Linked DNA regions of Homo sapiens: region 2 is linked to region 1. A link is a contact called in ENCODE Hi-C or POLR2A ChIA-PET data. All regions are on one chromosome and are shown on one strand. The core of a region is the stretch at or near the end of the contact, and the rest is flanking DNA. Distances in the headings are between cores, read along the strand shown.

Region 1 (7,300 bases), core at 4,265-6,764:
TATTTGCCCAGTGCCTGTAACCCCATTGTATCTAGGAAGTATCTAACTTGCTTTTGATTTTACAGGCTTATAAGGTGGAAGGGACTTGCCTTGTCTCAAATGAGACTTTGCTGAAAGAAGACTTTGGGGGACTGTTGGGAAGGCATGATATGTTTTGAAATGTGAGGACATGAGATTTGGGAGAGGTTAGGGGTGGAATAATATGGTTAGGCTGTATCCTCACCCAAATCTCAGTTTGAATTGTAGCTCCCGTAATTACCACATGTTATGGGAAGGACCCAGTGGGAGGTAATTGAATCATGGGGGTGGGTATTTCCTGTGCTGCTGTTTTTGTAGTGAATAAGTCTCACGAGATCTGACGGTTTTAAAAAAGGGAGTTCCCCTGCTCATTCTCTCTCTTGCCTGCCTCCACATAAGAAATGCCTTTCGGCCGAGCGTGGTGGCTCACGCCTATAATCCCAGCACTTTGGGAGGCTGAGGCGGGTGGATCACTAAGTCAGGAAATCGAGACCATCCTGGCTAACATGGTGAAACCCCGTCTCTACTAAAAAATATAAAAAATCAGCCAGGTGTGGTGGCGGGCGCCTGTAGTCCCAGCTGCTCAGGAGGCTGAGGCAGGAGAATGGCGTGAACCCGGGAGGCGGAGCTTGCAGTGAGCCGAGATCGCGGCACTGCACTCCAGCCTGGGCGACAGAGCGAGACTCCGTCTCAAAAAAAAAAGAAAAAAAAAAAAAAAAGAAATGCCTTTCATCTTCCACCATGATTGTGAGGCCACCCCAGCCACATGAAACTGTGAGTCCATTAAACTTCTTTTCCTTTATAAATTACCCAGTCTTTGGTATATCTCTATCAGCAGGATTAAAGCAGACTAATAGATCTTTGTATTAGTTCTGATAGTGCTTTTATGGGTTCCTTGGGATCTTCTGCACACAGGAGCTTGTCATCTACAGTAGACAGTATTACTTTTCCTTTCCCAGTGTGGATGCCTTTGTTCCCCACCTTGTACTTGCCTGATTGCACAGCCCCCTTTTCTCTCAAGGCTGATGCTGCTGAAGCTGGAACCCCCAAGAGAGATTGACTCCCCGTGGCCATAGACCTATGCTGTGACCTTTGGTGGCCCAGGAGGATAGCAGCAATGAGCCACAGCTGCCTTCCAACTTTGTGGGGGTGGGAAGGCAAAGCCTGTGCTCACTGTCAGATGTCCATCACAGGCCCATGTGGCCATGGGGCATGGCCCCAGGTCTCTGGACCCTCTAATTTGGGATCCCTAGTTCTGAGAGCCCCACTGAAGATTTTGCATCTGATTCCTACCTTATTCCTCCAAACACACTGTGTAGCAAGAGATGACTGTCTGGGCGCCACATGGTGACCCCAAATTGTTTTAATAAAGTTAGTCTTACATTATTCCTTATCAGTGAGTGAAGCAGTGGGAATCTTAGGAATATAGCACAGAGGGTTTGGGAAGCTGAGTATGCCAGACTGTAGGGCCTGTGGTGTTTAGATATATGCTCCCCAAACTGAGGCAAGGCCTCATGTCTAATATTGATTTTTTAACACAGGAAGAGATTTAGAGAGGGAGGTTGAGGGGGAATCACTTCTCATGGAACCAAGGAGCTTCAGGGAAGGTTAAGCTGCCTTCAGAGGGTTATTTAGAATATCTGAGGGGGTGGAGTTTAAAGAAAGAATATTCAATACTATAATTTTAATTTTGTTTTCCAAATCTGAGTTTCTTTTGCTGTAATATAAACTTGAAAATTAAATTCAACAAAATCATTTTTGTTCTTGGAAACAGAAAATACAGCGAGTTTCAAAGGAAACAACAGGGAGTTTGGGGGTTTCTATGGTCCTGCAGGTGGAGACTGCGCTGGAGAAAACCCAGCGTTATTACACCCACGTGGGTGTGGAATGCAGAAGCCTGGTCGCATAATAATACATGATGTTTATTGAGTGTTCTCTGACACTCAACAATAATAGTTAATGTTTGTTGAGTGCTTTATAAATGCAACCATTATAAATGAAGGACCACTCTTGTTTAGTGTTGACGGAGGGTGCAGTGGAAAAACTAAAACACAGTCCGGGAGCCAAAAGTTCACAATAGTGTCAACTCTTTACTTGCTTTGTCAAAAATGGTGACGGGATCCAAATACACTGCACAATGACATTCGTAAAGAGATTTGTTCACCTCTCCAGCCCACTTCCCACAAGCCTTCCCCACAGCACAAGCTGCTCCCAGACATCTTTCTTCCCAGTGCACCTACCACATCCCTCCCTCCCCATCCAGTTTCTGACCCCAAAGAGCAGCAGGGCCAGAAGTCAGTTCTCCCACCTTGGCACAAAGAAGAGCCCATGCGGAGGCCTCATTTCCAACATCTCGTAGACCAACAGGCACAAGAGTGTCACACTGGGGTCTAGAAGCATGACTCCATGTGCTGTGCTGGGTGCTTTATGTGTTGATGATGATAATGATGGTAGCTTCTAACCCTTGATGTTCTGTGTGGCCAGGCATTGTTCTAAGCGCTTTATATCCTGCCCTCAAATTCTTGCAACATTCCTAAGAAGCAGGCACTAGCCTCACTATTTTACAGAGGAGAAACTAAGGCTTGAAGTTAGATACCTTGCCTGCACTTACAGCTATTAAATGGCGAAATAGAATTTGAAACCAGGTCATCTGCATCAGAATCCATGCACTTAATCACAAGGCTACTACTACATCTCCAGCTATATTTCATCTCAGTTCGTTTTCACAATAGCATTTCCTTTTTCACATGATAAAACAGAGGAGAGGCTCAGAGTGTTAAAAGTCAATGGCCCAAGTCATAGAGCTATTAAAGGAGTGGAATAGGCCGGAGCGATAGTGGGGAGGGCCGGCGGGAGGCTGAAGGCGGTAGTCTATTGTACAATGCTGCCATCTAGTGGTAAAATCTGAAACCTTCCTTATACGTACCCCGCCCATTTCTAAAAATGATTTACAGTTGCTTGAAGTTTCAGAAGATGGAAACCCTGTCAAATCCTCAAAGTATTAAAATAAAAGTGAAAGGAAAACAACCATATCATAATGGAGGAATAGCTGAGGCAATAGTTTTTAACTGAGAACCTACTTGGCTCTGAGTTTCCTGGCAGCCAAGGCTAAGAAGGAAATGTGTGTTCCATTGCTTATTGCACAATAAAAAGTCGATTAATCCATCACAAGACCAGCCTTGGACTTCATTTTTAATTCAACAACAATGGCACTAAAGATGTTGTAGGTGCCCTCCTGTGGACATTCATTTACCTGGAAAAGCCAACCAAGGGTCCCGATGGAACAAGTATGCTTGTTTATATAGGGGCCCTGGCTCAGCCTTTCCCCAAGCAGTCATTCCTGGGATGAGAATGACCCATGAAGGCTTTCAGCAAATGCTATCCACTAGGTCTTTCGGGCCCAGGCACCACCCACATTTGTGGTAGTTTTGGTTCAGTTATGTTTCGAAGGCAGCGCTGAGGGCCTGGCCCCTTGGTTTGGACTTTGGGTGGTGGCAGTGACAGTGCTCTGTTGTTCCATGAGCTCCAGAGATGTACTCTAGACCTGCGCTGTCCAATAAGGCAGTCACAGGTTACATGTGGCTCCTGAGCACTTAAATTGCAGCTGGTCTGAACTGAGATGCCCTGGAAATATAAAATCCACAGCAGATTTCATATAAAAAAGGAAAAATATCTCATTAATAATTGTTATACTCATTACATCTTGAAATAAATTATTTCATGCTGGATTAATAAAAAATAAGTTATTAATTTTACTTATTTCTTTTCACATTATAAAATGGGACTTTTAAAAAATTTAAAATTGAGTATGTGGCTGGCACTGTATTTCTTTCACGTCTAGAGATAGAAGAAATACTCTAGAGAGAGTATTTCTCTCTCTTCCTGGCTCCAGAGAGGTGGACTAGGCACTCTGGTCACCACGGGTAATGCCCCAAAACCCTAAGAACCTTTTGTGTTATTATGGGAGAACAGTTGTCTTTGTCTTCTAGATGCAGGCTAGCTTAGAGTTGAAGAATTTGGCTAAAGTGTTCAGTGGCTCCAAACAACTTTGCTCTGCCAGTTGGGACACGTTCTCTGTGTCAGCAGGCCAGGGATTGGGGTGGGGGTGTTGTCAACAATGGGAAAGGAGGGGCAGGGGGAAGGCAAGTTTGTTTCTCAGAAGTAGAATGAGCCACCCCTGCACCTGAAGTGGGTGTCTCTTTTGAAAAGGATTCTTTGGTCTCCAGGTATACAGTGCTCCTTCCATCACTGGGGTCCAGGTCTGGGCCCCAGCATTTGGACTTCACTCACCAAGGCCAGCTCTGATTTGCTGATGTATCAGTTATAGTTTTCAGAAGCCAATTTGCAAATTTCCTTTCAGATCTTAAAAAGGCTGGAAAGCAGAGAGATGAGGGCATAAAGCTTTGTAAATTATCAAAATCCCAAGCACACACATCTTCAAGCGCACAGGAACCACAAGTCCCCAATCATTATTGTGGTTCTGCTTTTTCCCCTATATTATGTGTTACAATATTACGAGTCAATTTCCCAGAAGTTTTAGCTGCTTTTCTCTGGCTGCACTAATTATATCAATAACAAACTCACAATCACATCAAATGACTGTCAACATATCCCAGTGCGCCATGCTCCATGAAATGACTAAATAAAGCAAAATTCCTTTATGGATTCCTTGGAGTATAACTGATCACAAGTTTGAGAATCTTGGGCTAAATCCAAAAGATGGCATCAAGCTCCCAGGCAGCTGGCCAAAATGTGAAGGCAATCTGCCTGGATGAACTTCTTCAAAATTTCCAGTTTACTCTTAGCACATCTAAGGTCACTGTATGAGTCCGTTTTCATGCTGCTGATAAAGAGATACCTGAGACTGGGCAATTTACAAAAGAAAGAGATTTAATGGATTTACAGTTCCACATGGCTGGGGAGGCCTCACAATCATGGCAGGAGGTGAAAGGCAGGTCTCACATGGTGGCAGACAAGAGAAGAGAGCTTGTGCAGGGAGACTCTGTTTTTCAAACCATCAGATCTCACGAGACTTATTCACTATCACAAGAACAGCACGGGAAAGACCTGCCCCCATGATTCAGTTACCTCCCACCAGGTCTCTCCCACAATAACTGAGAATTCAGGATGAAATTTGGGTGGTGACATGGCCAAACCACATCAGTCACACTCCAATTCTTGAATGAAACTGGGTAGGACCAGTGCCCACCCAAATGATCAGAAGGGAGTGTGTGCCTCCCACACAGTAACTCCCCATTAAATGTGAGTTCTCACGTCAGAGGTGCATAGGGCTGGGGAGCCAGAAGTATGTGAGGTCTCTTTCTGGGCTTAAAGCAGGGAAGGAACCCAGAAGCCCCCTGCTGAGCAGAGGACTCACTGTGGGGTTTGCCCTTTGGTAAGTCTGAATTTTGGTGGTCGAATTCAAAAGCCTCCTGTAGCGTGCAAAGGACACAGCTTCAGAGCCTTCCAGGGTGGCTAGCTCATGGTGGTCACGCCCCACCTCCTGTGGAATGAATGGATTCCACAGGGCTTAGTTGTCTGTTACTGTCTTGTTTCCTGTTACCCTGGGCTATGTCTCTTAGGCTGCCTCCAAATCTTCAGGGCAGCCTTGGAGGAGCCTCACACCGGACTCAGGCTAGAGCTCCCAAGGGAGAGCAAAGCCGTGGGGTGACTAGGTGCTCAGTGAGTCCCCAGGGGAAAGGGAAACTTGGGGAACAGGATGCAGGGCTGTGCTACCTGGCAGCCCTCCTTTCAAAGGGGATGCATCTCTGGCCATCATAAAAGATTCAGTTCTGTCAAGGGCCTTCCAACATGCAGAGCGTGAATGAGGCCTGTCAAGGGGCTCCCGGGGCCTCCCTCCCTTCGCCTCCTTCCTCCAGATGATGTTTCTTTCCCTGGGGTCTTGGCAGCTGGTCCTGAGCTCCCGGCGGCCCATTTCCCGGACCTGCGTTCCCAGGCATGGCCACACGAGTGCGCCCGGCTCCCGCTCCGGATCCGCCTCACCGGGGCTGAGTCAGGCTAGCTAACGGGCCGCGGGATCCCAGGGCCGGGTCCCCCGACCCTGCCTGATCATCTGAGGGGCAACTTCGCTGCGCTTGGAAATCCTCTTGACGACTTTGTCTGCCAGGACGCCCCAGCGGGGCCAGCTGAGCGTCCTGGCCTGCGGCTACAGCCTATGGTGAGGGGTGGAAACGGCGCCCTCCTCCAGTGCTGCAGAAGTGATGAAGATTCCCGCGACCTGGAGGCACCAAGTCCTTCTCAAGCGCAGGGGAGAGGGAGGGCGCGGTGCGGGGGGGTCCTGGGGGGCTCCCTCGGAATGAGGGATGGGTCTCCCGACGGCGCCCCCAGCCAGGGCCAGAAGCGTGGGCGCGCCGCGTTCCCGGTGCTTCCGTGCAACACGTTTCTGTCTCTCCCGTTTTCCAGAGGGAAAATTTGCCGTGGGAAGCAAGGATTCCCGAGCCTCGGTCCTGTCCACGCGGTGCAGGGCACCTGTCCAAGGTGGGCCTGGCCTGGCCCTGCCCAGATTCAGCCAGGTGACCGGGGCTGCAGGCAGATCCAGATGACAACGAAGTGCTCTCCCCTCCATTCTCCAGGCCTCTCCTGCGGGGACCCAGCTGGAAGGCCTATGGGCTCCCACCCCTCAGGGCAAAGGCTGGACTTAAGGGCCAGGCTTTCCAGGTGTCATTTCCTCTCCGAACCTCTGGGTGTCACTCACCTCGAATTTCCTGTCTTTAGTTGGGCATTGGCCGACAGAGCGCGGAATCTCTGCTGCCCTGCTCAGGCAGAAGGGCTTGGCCTCCTTCCCACAGGCCATGGTCCCCAAACACCACTCAGCACCCCCAGGCAGGCTGCACATCTGGATGGGCATAGGGGGAATAGGATCCCACACTCACCCTCACCATGGCCTCAGGCTGTGCAGAGCATGCTTCCAGGTCCTTGACTTTGGGTTTGGGCAGATGACTTTGGCCAATGGAATATTAGCAGTCATAGGGTTAGCAGAGGCTTTCAATGTGCTTGAGAGATTGGCTTTGCATCCCCGCACTTCACTGATTGAACCTAAATGAGAAGCGTTTCCTCCTGGTAGCTGCTGCCCTTTCATCCTGGATCCCATAATAAGCACACATAGAGCAGGCCTGAGCCCAACCTGCAGTGGGAAGCCGAGCCCTGCAGTCCCACTGCCCGAAGCAGAGCCGACCTGCTGAGCCCAGCCTTGACAAGCATCCAGTTGTCTTCAGTGGGCCACACTTACAAGCATGGGAATTAGTGCTTATTGTCATATGCC
Region 2 (7,696 bases), core at 3,739-6,238, 2.0 Mb after region 1:
CAAGTCCTGTTGTGGAGAACTGGAACTGTGAAGGAAGCTTGGTAGTTTCCTCTTTCTAGGCTGTTCCAAAGCCCTAACCTGGCATGAAGGGGCCAGCTGGGGTGTGGTCATGGCCCTTCTGGCTCTTTCATCCTGGCTGATTCCCATTTCCTACTTGCTAACAAAGAACAGTGTCTTAGTTTGAGTAGCCCCAGGAGCTGACTCTGAGACAAGGATTTAAGTGAAACCAAGTGATTTTAGAAGGGATCCCTTGATACCTCAGTAAGGGAAAGGGGAAATGAGACAGGGAAGGAAGTCAACGAAGAGTTTGTCATGAAGCAAGTTACCACTGTGGGCAGCTGGAGCTCTGTTCCCCTATGGAGCCCTGGAAGCCAGTGTGAAACACTGCTTCAGTGCTATTGCACCTGAAGAGAGAGGAAGCTGGGATATTTATAAACCAGCTCCTGCCAGTGATTAAGTAAAGGGATGCTGCCAGGAGGCATTAATTGTCTGTCACTCTTGGCCTATGTTTTTGTTTTGTTTTTTTTTTTTTAGTTGTTGTTGTTGTTGTTTTGCTTTTTTGAGGCAGAGTCTTGCTGTCACCCAGGCTTGAGTGCAATGGTGCGATCTTGGCTCACTGCAACCTCCAACTCCCAGGTTCAAGTGATTCTCCTGCCTCAGCCTCCCGAGTAGCTGGGATTACAGGTGTGCACCACCACGCCTGGCTAATTTTTTGTATTTTTAGTGGAGACAGGGTTTCACCATGTTGACCAGGCTGGGCTTGAACTCCTGACCTCAGGTGATCTGCCCACCTCAGCCTCCCAAAGTGCTGGGATTATAAGCATGAGCCACCATGCCCAGCCACTTCTGGCCTGTTTTGAAGAAGAGAGAATGCTCTCAGGCAATTCGATGCAAGTTCTGGCATTTGGAAGTCAAGCCAGCAAGCAATGAAATGGTAAAGGTTAAGAGGGTGCAGGCAGGATACCAACAGCATCTGCTACAAGAAAATACAGATACCAAAGTGGCTGTGCCCAAAGATCCTCAGGGTGGAGAGTATGATTTCCAGAAAAAGCAAAACAAAACAAAAGCAAAAATCCTCTGGAAACATCTAGTTGAAGAGGTCTGAGTGTGCATTTCTGTCTGTGTGATCCTGGCCAACCTCCCTCTACTCACAGAGGTTCAAGGTGCCTATCTGTGAGGCTGAAATGATATGGCTGGCCTCCTCCCTGACCTGGGGAGGGGCACGTGACTCAAAAGACGTTCAAAGATATAGGCACTCAAGTGTTGGAATGTTTATTTTCTCCCCAAATGGGAGAAAATTCTATTATTTTTACTGGTAACAAGAAGTTATATTGTAAATGGGGTTTTGTTTGTTTTTAGACGGAGTCTTGCTCTGTTGCTGAGGCTGGAGTGCAGTGGCATGATCTCGGCTCACTGCAACCTCCACCTCCCAGATTCAAGCAATTCTCCTGCCTCACCCGCCTACCCCCAGTAGCTGGGACTACAGGTGTGCACCACCATGCCCAGCTAATTCTTGTATTTTTAGAAGAGACGGGGTTTCACCATGTTAGCCAGGCTGGTCTTGAACTCCTGACCTCAAGTGATCCGCCCACCTCGGCCTCCCAAAGTGTTGGGATTACAGGCATGAGGCACCACACCTGGCCATAAATGGTATTTTTAAAATCCAGAGCTGTAGAAAGTAGAAAATTCTAAATGCACCCCAAAGCTAGCCACGTCTAAATGTTTAATGTAACTTTCCAGATGTTCAGTATATATACAAATTTATATTTTTACATATAAACATAATAGTTTTGTTTTTTGGGGGGTGGGGGATGGAGTTTCACTCTTGTTGCCCAGGCTGGTGTGCAATGGCACGATCTCAGATCACTGCAACCTCCGCCTCCCAAATTCAAGCAATTCTCCTGCCTCAGCCTCCCACGTAGCTGGGATTACAGGCATGTGCCACCATGCCTGGCTAATTTTTTGTATTTTTAGTAGAGATAGGGTTTCACCATGTTGGCCAGGCTGGTCTCAAACTCCTGACCTCAGGTGATCCACCTGCCCCAGGCTTCCAAAGTGCTCGGATTACAGGTGTGAGCCATCTGGGCCATAGGGAACATAATAATTTTTTTTTTTTTTTTTTTGAGATGGAGTTTCACTCTTGTTGCCCAGGCTGGAGTGCAAATGCAATAGCATGACCTTGGCTCACTGCAACCTCTGCCTCCTGGGTTCAAGCAATTCTCCTGCCTCAGCCTCCCGAGTAGCTGGGACTACAGGTGTGTGCCACCACACCCGGCTGATTTTTTTGTTGTTGTTGTTGTTTTAATAGAGACAGGGTTTCTCCATGTTGGTCAGGCTGGTCTCGAACTCCCAACCTCAGATGATCCAACCACCTCAGCCTCCCAAAGTGCTGGGATTACAGGCATGAGCCACCACGCCATGCCACATAACAATTTTTAATCTGCTTTTTTTTTGTTATTTGACAATAGACTGAGGGCATATTGGCATACATTGAAGGATATGCATGTACCTTATACTTTTAATAACTACATATGACCGGGCGTGGTGGCTCATGCCTGTAATCCCAGCACTTTGGGAGGCCAAGGCGGTGGATCACCTGAGGTCGGGAGTTCGAGACCAGCCTGGCCAACATAGTGAAACCTCGTCTCTACAAAAAAAAACAAAAAACAAAAAAACCAGCCAGGTGTGGTGGCATGTGCCTGTGGTCCCAGCTACTTGGAAGGCTGAGGCAGGAGAATTGCTTGAACCCGGGAGGTGGAGGTTGCAGCTAGCCAAGATCGTGCCACTGCACTCCAGCCTGGGCGACAGAGTGAGACTCTGACTCAAAAAAAAAAAAAAAAAATATGATTTCATCGTATGATTGGTTACACCATAGTTTAACCAGTCTACTGTTGATGAACTTTTATGATTTTTCAATTAGCCTATATAATAAATAATAATACAAGGAACATTCTGGCATATTTATTTTTGGTTAGTTGTGCAGATGTTTCTACAGGGTAAATTTCAAGATGTAGAATTGCTTGATTAAAGAGTATGCACATTCAAGAATTTTGAAACTACCGTCAATTGAAAGATCGTATAAAAGTACTTGTCCAGTCACAGAAGGTGAGGGCCAGTTTCACCTCACTAACAGTGGGCATTCTTAGTCTTTGTGAATTGTATTTTTCACATCTTTTGCTCATTTTTCCATTGGAGTACTAATTTTTTATTTAGTAAAAAAATTAGAAAAAAATTAGAAAAATTATATAGAAAAGAAAAGAAAAAAGAAGTAGTTGGGGCAAAGGCAGGGGACAGAAAGGGCTTTATCTTTATCTCCCTTAATCCCCATCAGCTCCCCTCTGGCCATCCTCCTTCCCTCCTCTCATCAGTATTCAAATACATAATTACATAAAATTTCTGTTGTTTAGCAGTAAAATGTGTAAATAAAAGTGTCTTTGGAAAGCTCCAGTTTGTGCACGATTTCAATGGAAAGGTTGTGCGTGCTATTTAAATATAGGTGGGAGGAAAGCCCCTCAGGCCTCCTCTGGAGTGGCGGTCGGCTGGAGGGGAGCAATCCCTCTAAAAGGTAACCTGGATCCCCAGCCATGGTGGGCAAGCCTAGCTCTGGGGTGGGACACTGGTGGAGGGAATGTGAGGAGTTTCCCCGTCTGTAGCAAACCCTCAGATCCATGAGACCCTGTGTGCCTTCCAAACACCCAATCACCTGTCACCAGCATCACTTGTAAATGACAAAAGGAGGTGCAGAGTATCTGCTTGAAATGCCACACCCAGCCCTGGCTTGCAGCCTCACCAGTGAGGACCTGGGAGGAGAAAAGAGGTGCACCCTACTGGTGATGGGTGTGCGAGCAACGGTCCGGCCAACCCTTTGCTCATCTCCTGGGCAAGCTTGAAGCCCCTAGTTGCAAACCTCAGTCAATCCATCTCCTTAGTTGGATTGACTTAGTTACAGGATGAAACTTCCTTGTTCTGGGAGATAGATAAGAGCTGTGTTCCAGAGAAGGAGTGCAGTTGGCCTGGGAGCAGAGGAGCAGCCCTGGGAGCAGAGGAGCAGCCCTGGGGCACGGGGAAGGGAGGAGAGGATCCTGTGTTCCTAGGAAGGATGTGTCTATTACAGGGTGATATATTGTGCTTTGTTTTGAGAAGAAGATTTTAGTTTTACGGTGCGGATGTGGGTTTCAACACCATAATGGGTTAACTTCTGCACAGAAAATTTGAAAACTAGAGGCTTTGCTCCATCTTCAAAAATTTAATGAAAATGTATCTACTAGGTATTAAATCACTTCCCTGCTGCAAAGCTCAGCCCATCAGATTTTACAGAAGCTGTGGAGGATGAATTGTGTTCCAAGGACAGAGATGTATTCTGGCTTTCCACTGGGCCCAGCCACAACCTGAAGCCGGCAGAGGAGAGTCCTTCTCTCCCAGGTGTCCCCCACACCTGCAGGACACAGGGTGTGCCTTCAGGTCAGTCAAAAGAGGTCCTTTAAACTTTTTCATTTCTCAATATATTTGTTTAGACAGAAGACCCTTTTTACAGATGTAGTCACTGAGCCCTGAGGGCTGCCGTACCCAGGCCAAGGTCATGTGGACTTGAGGCCAGAAGGCACAGCAAGAGGACAGGAGGCCAGTTGTCTTTCTTTGGCACTGGAAGACTTCCCAGTGTTCTGGTTGTCCTAACACCAGTGTCTCTCCTCCATGTCCCTTAGCTAAGTGCTTTAATGGAGACAGAGCAACCCAGGATAGCCACACCAAAGGCCCTGGCCTCAGAGGCTCAGCCTGCTGCTGGCTGGGGAAGGTGGCTGACAGAGGCTTCCAGCCCCCAGCTCCCTACAGGTCGCTGTCCTATGGACTGGGCCAAACCTCCCTGGGCACACCCCACCCCTACCTCCCACCCAAACCAAGTGCGCAGTGCCCTGAGAGCCTGCACTGTGAGAGACAGCCTGAACTAGAATGGCCTGCTGAGCACTCTAACATCAAGACTCAATTGCTGCCTCCTCCCCGGGCCCCTCAGCGGGAACCGGTTGTTCTTGTGCTTCTATTGGAGCAACTAATTACATCTATTATTGGAACAATTAATTTGTTGTCCATGTGACTGTTCCACTGTGGGCTCCTGGAAGGCAGGACCTATTTCATGTACCTCTTTGTAACCCTAGATGGAAAGCAACTTGCCCAGCACAGGAGGGCCCAAGTGACGCTTTTCCCGTGCCACCCCTTCTCTGGGCAGTTTCCTTTAGGCGTGGTCCCCCTCCTGAGGCACCACAGTGCCACCCAGTGGCAGAATTGCAGTACTGAGCTCTCCGGGGAGGGCTCTTCTGCCCCACACCCTGCTGGGGGCTACTTACAGCAGGGGTTGAAGGCGAGTAAGGGGTCACCGTCCTGGCAGGGCCCTCCTGCATGCCACAACTAAGGTCCAAATGGGGTTGAAATGGCAGAGAAACACAGCCAGTGCCTTTGTGGGCTCCATGTATTGCGGTATCTGCTTGAGGCTCATGCGGTTTCTCTCCCTGTCCTTTTTTTTTGTAGAGACAGAGGTATCCCTATGTTGCCCAGGCTGGTCTTGAACTCCTGGGCTCAAGCAATCCTCTCACCTCGGACTCCCAAAGTTCTGGGATTACAGGCATGAGCCACCCCGCCCAGTCCTAGTTTGTATTATTATTCCTTAGAGAACAACACTGCTGGAGGCAAGGGGCATGTCTGATCCATTTTATCCTCACAGGCTGGTCTGTGGCAAAAACTTAAAAGTACTGCATCTATGCAATGCATAGGAACAGCCAGCCTTTGATTGGGTCTTAGCAGAGGGAGTCAGGGTGAAGCACATAGGGTCTGGCATGAGAAGACCTCCATCCCAGTCCTGCCTGACACTTTCTCACTGTGTGGCCGTGGGCATGTCCCACCCTTTTCTGGGCCTCAGTTTCCCCATTAGTAAGTCAAAGGAGTTGCACTAGACTGTTACAAGGCTGCTCTGATCCTCCTGGGACCTCAGGACTCCTGATCTCAGAGGATGGCCTAGTTTTTCTTCTCTGAACCATTCCTACCCTCAAGCCTTTTCCTCGGATTGGCAAGACTTAGTTACAGGATGAAACTTCCTTGTTCTGGGAGATAGATAAGAGCTGTGTTCCAGAGAAGGAGTGCAGTTGGCCTGGGAGCAGAGGAGCAGCCCTGGGGCATGGGGAAGGGAGGAGAGGATCCTGTGTTCCTAGGAAGGATGTGTCTATTACAGGGTGATGCCAGGGAGCAGAGATGCCTCAGGCCTGGATTCAGATGGAGAACAGAAAGGGGGCCCCAGCTGTGCCAAAAGGGGATAGGGCCACCACTACACACTAGAGGAGATGGACAGTGGGCGGGGAGAGTGGCAGGGACACAAAGTGAGCTTTCAGCATTTGCATCCTGTGTCCAGCCAACAAATGTGTGGCATTGCTCCCAATAGCGAGGGAAGTGACTTCAAAGATGAGTAAATGGAGTGATTCTTCACCTGGGGAGGAGGGCGGCCCAGCTCTCCGGGAGGAATGCCAGAATATCAAATGGGGCTGGGAGGCTTTTAAAGATAAAAAGAAACATTCAATAAATCTAGGATTTTAATAAAAATAACAACCAAATACAAAGCTCAGCCAGTTCTCTCAGAGATGCACAAAAGCTGGAGTGAGAGAGTGTTGCAGTAGGAGCCTTGGTTTAAATCTCGAGAAGAGGCTGGGGACGATGGCTCATGTCTGTAATCCCAGCACTTTGGGAGGTCAAGGCGGGAGGATCACCTGAGGTCAGGAGTTTGAGACCAGCTTGCCCAACATGGCAAAACCCCGTCTCTACTAAAAATACAAAAAATTAGCCGGGCTTGATGATGGGCGCCTGTAATCCCAGCTACTTTGGAGGCTGAGGCCGGAGAATCACCTGAACCTGGGAGGCAGAGGTTGCAGTGAGCCGAGATCGCACCACGGCACTCCAGCCTGGGTGACAAGAGGGAAACTCTGTCTCAAAAATAAATAAATAACTAAAAATAGGCCGGGCGCTGTGGCTCTTGCCTGTAATCCCAGCACTTCGGGAAGCCGAGGCAGGCATATCACCTGAGGTCAGGAGTTCGAGACCAGCCTGACCAACGTGGTGAAACCCTGTCTCTACTAAAAATACAAAAATTAGCCGGCCGTGATGGCACACGCCTGTAATCCCAGCTACTCAGGAGGCTGAGGCAGAATAATCGCTTGAACCTGGGAGGCAGAGGTTGCAGTGAGCCGAGATATTGCCATTGCACTGCAGCCTGGGCAACAAAGCAAGACTCTGTCTCAAAAAAAAAAAAAAAAAAAGAGTTGTCACTAGGGCCCTGGACCTCCTTGCCAGCTATTGTGGGCCCTGTTTGTGGAGATCATGGTGGGGGCAGGCCATGTCTGCAGATGGGCAGGCTGTGATTACACCTTAGGGTCCAAACTCCCATCACTCTCTGAAGTGGCCCTCTATAATGATGCTTGGGCTTTGTCTTAGACATTTTACTTCTGGCTGGGTGTGGTATCTCACACTTGTAAATCTCAAATGATTTGAGAGGCTGAGGTGGGAGGATTGCTTGAGGCCAGGAGTTGGCGACCAGCCTGGACAATATAGTGAAACCTGGTCTTTAAATGCATAAATAATAGAGGCCGAGCGCAGTGGCTCATGCCTGTAATCCCAGCACTTTGGGAGGCTGAGGCAGATGGATCACTTGAGGTCAGAAGTT

Evidence for each region. Hi-C counts contacts between places; a loop is a spot of excess contacts on that map. ChIA-PET counts read pairs that join two places held with the same protein, here RNA polymerase II (POLR2A). Pooled maps may share reads with other maps.
Region 2: a map of CD8-positive, alpha-beta T cell shows a loop between it and region 1 (5-fold over the local background). The contact joins two enhancer-like sites. A Hi-C loop is called at or near these places in 2 of 168 maps with a recorded cell type or tissue (CD8-positive, alpha-beta T cell and endothelial cell of umbilical vein) and 9 of 50 pooled maps. POLR2A ChIA-PET finds 5 or more read pairs at or near these places in 1 of 52 experiments (IMR-90).

What each region holds. Positions count from the first base shown.
Region 1 is chr10:84,534,702-84,542,001 of GRCh38, forward strand. No RefSeq gene overlaps it. Among named protein-coding and RNA genes, the nearest start is that of CCSER2, 210 kb to the left of the region's middle. RefSeq lists enhancers at 552-1,051, 2,304-3,008. Within about 2 kb of position 5,515, at least 2 of the 41 ENCODE cell types and tissues checked have a DNase peak (open chromatin) inside an H3K27ac peak, as active enhancers do.
Region 2 is chr10:86,580,368-86,588,063 of GRCh38, forward strand. No RefSeq gene overlaps it. Among named protein-coding and RNA genes, the nearest start is that of WAPL-DT, 62 kb to the left of the region's middle. RefSeq lists enhancers at 4,363-4,864, 5,106-5,165. Within about 2 kb of position 4,989, at least 5 of the 41 ENCODE cell types and tissues checked have a DNase peak (open chromatin) inside an H3K27ac peak, as active enhancers do.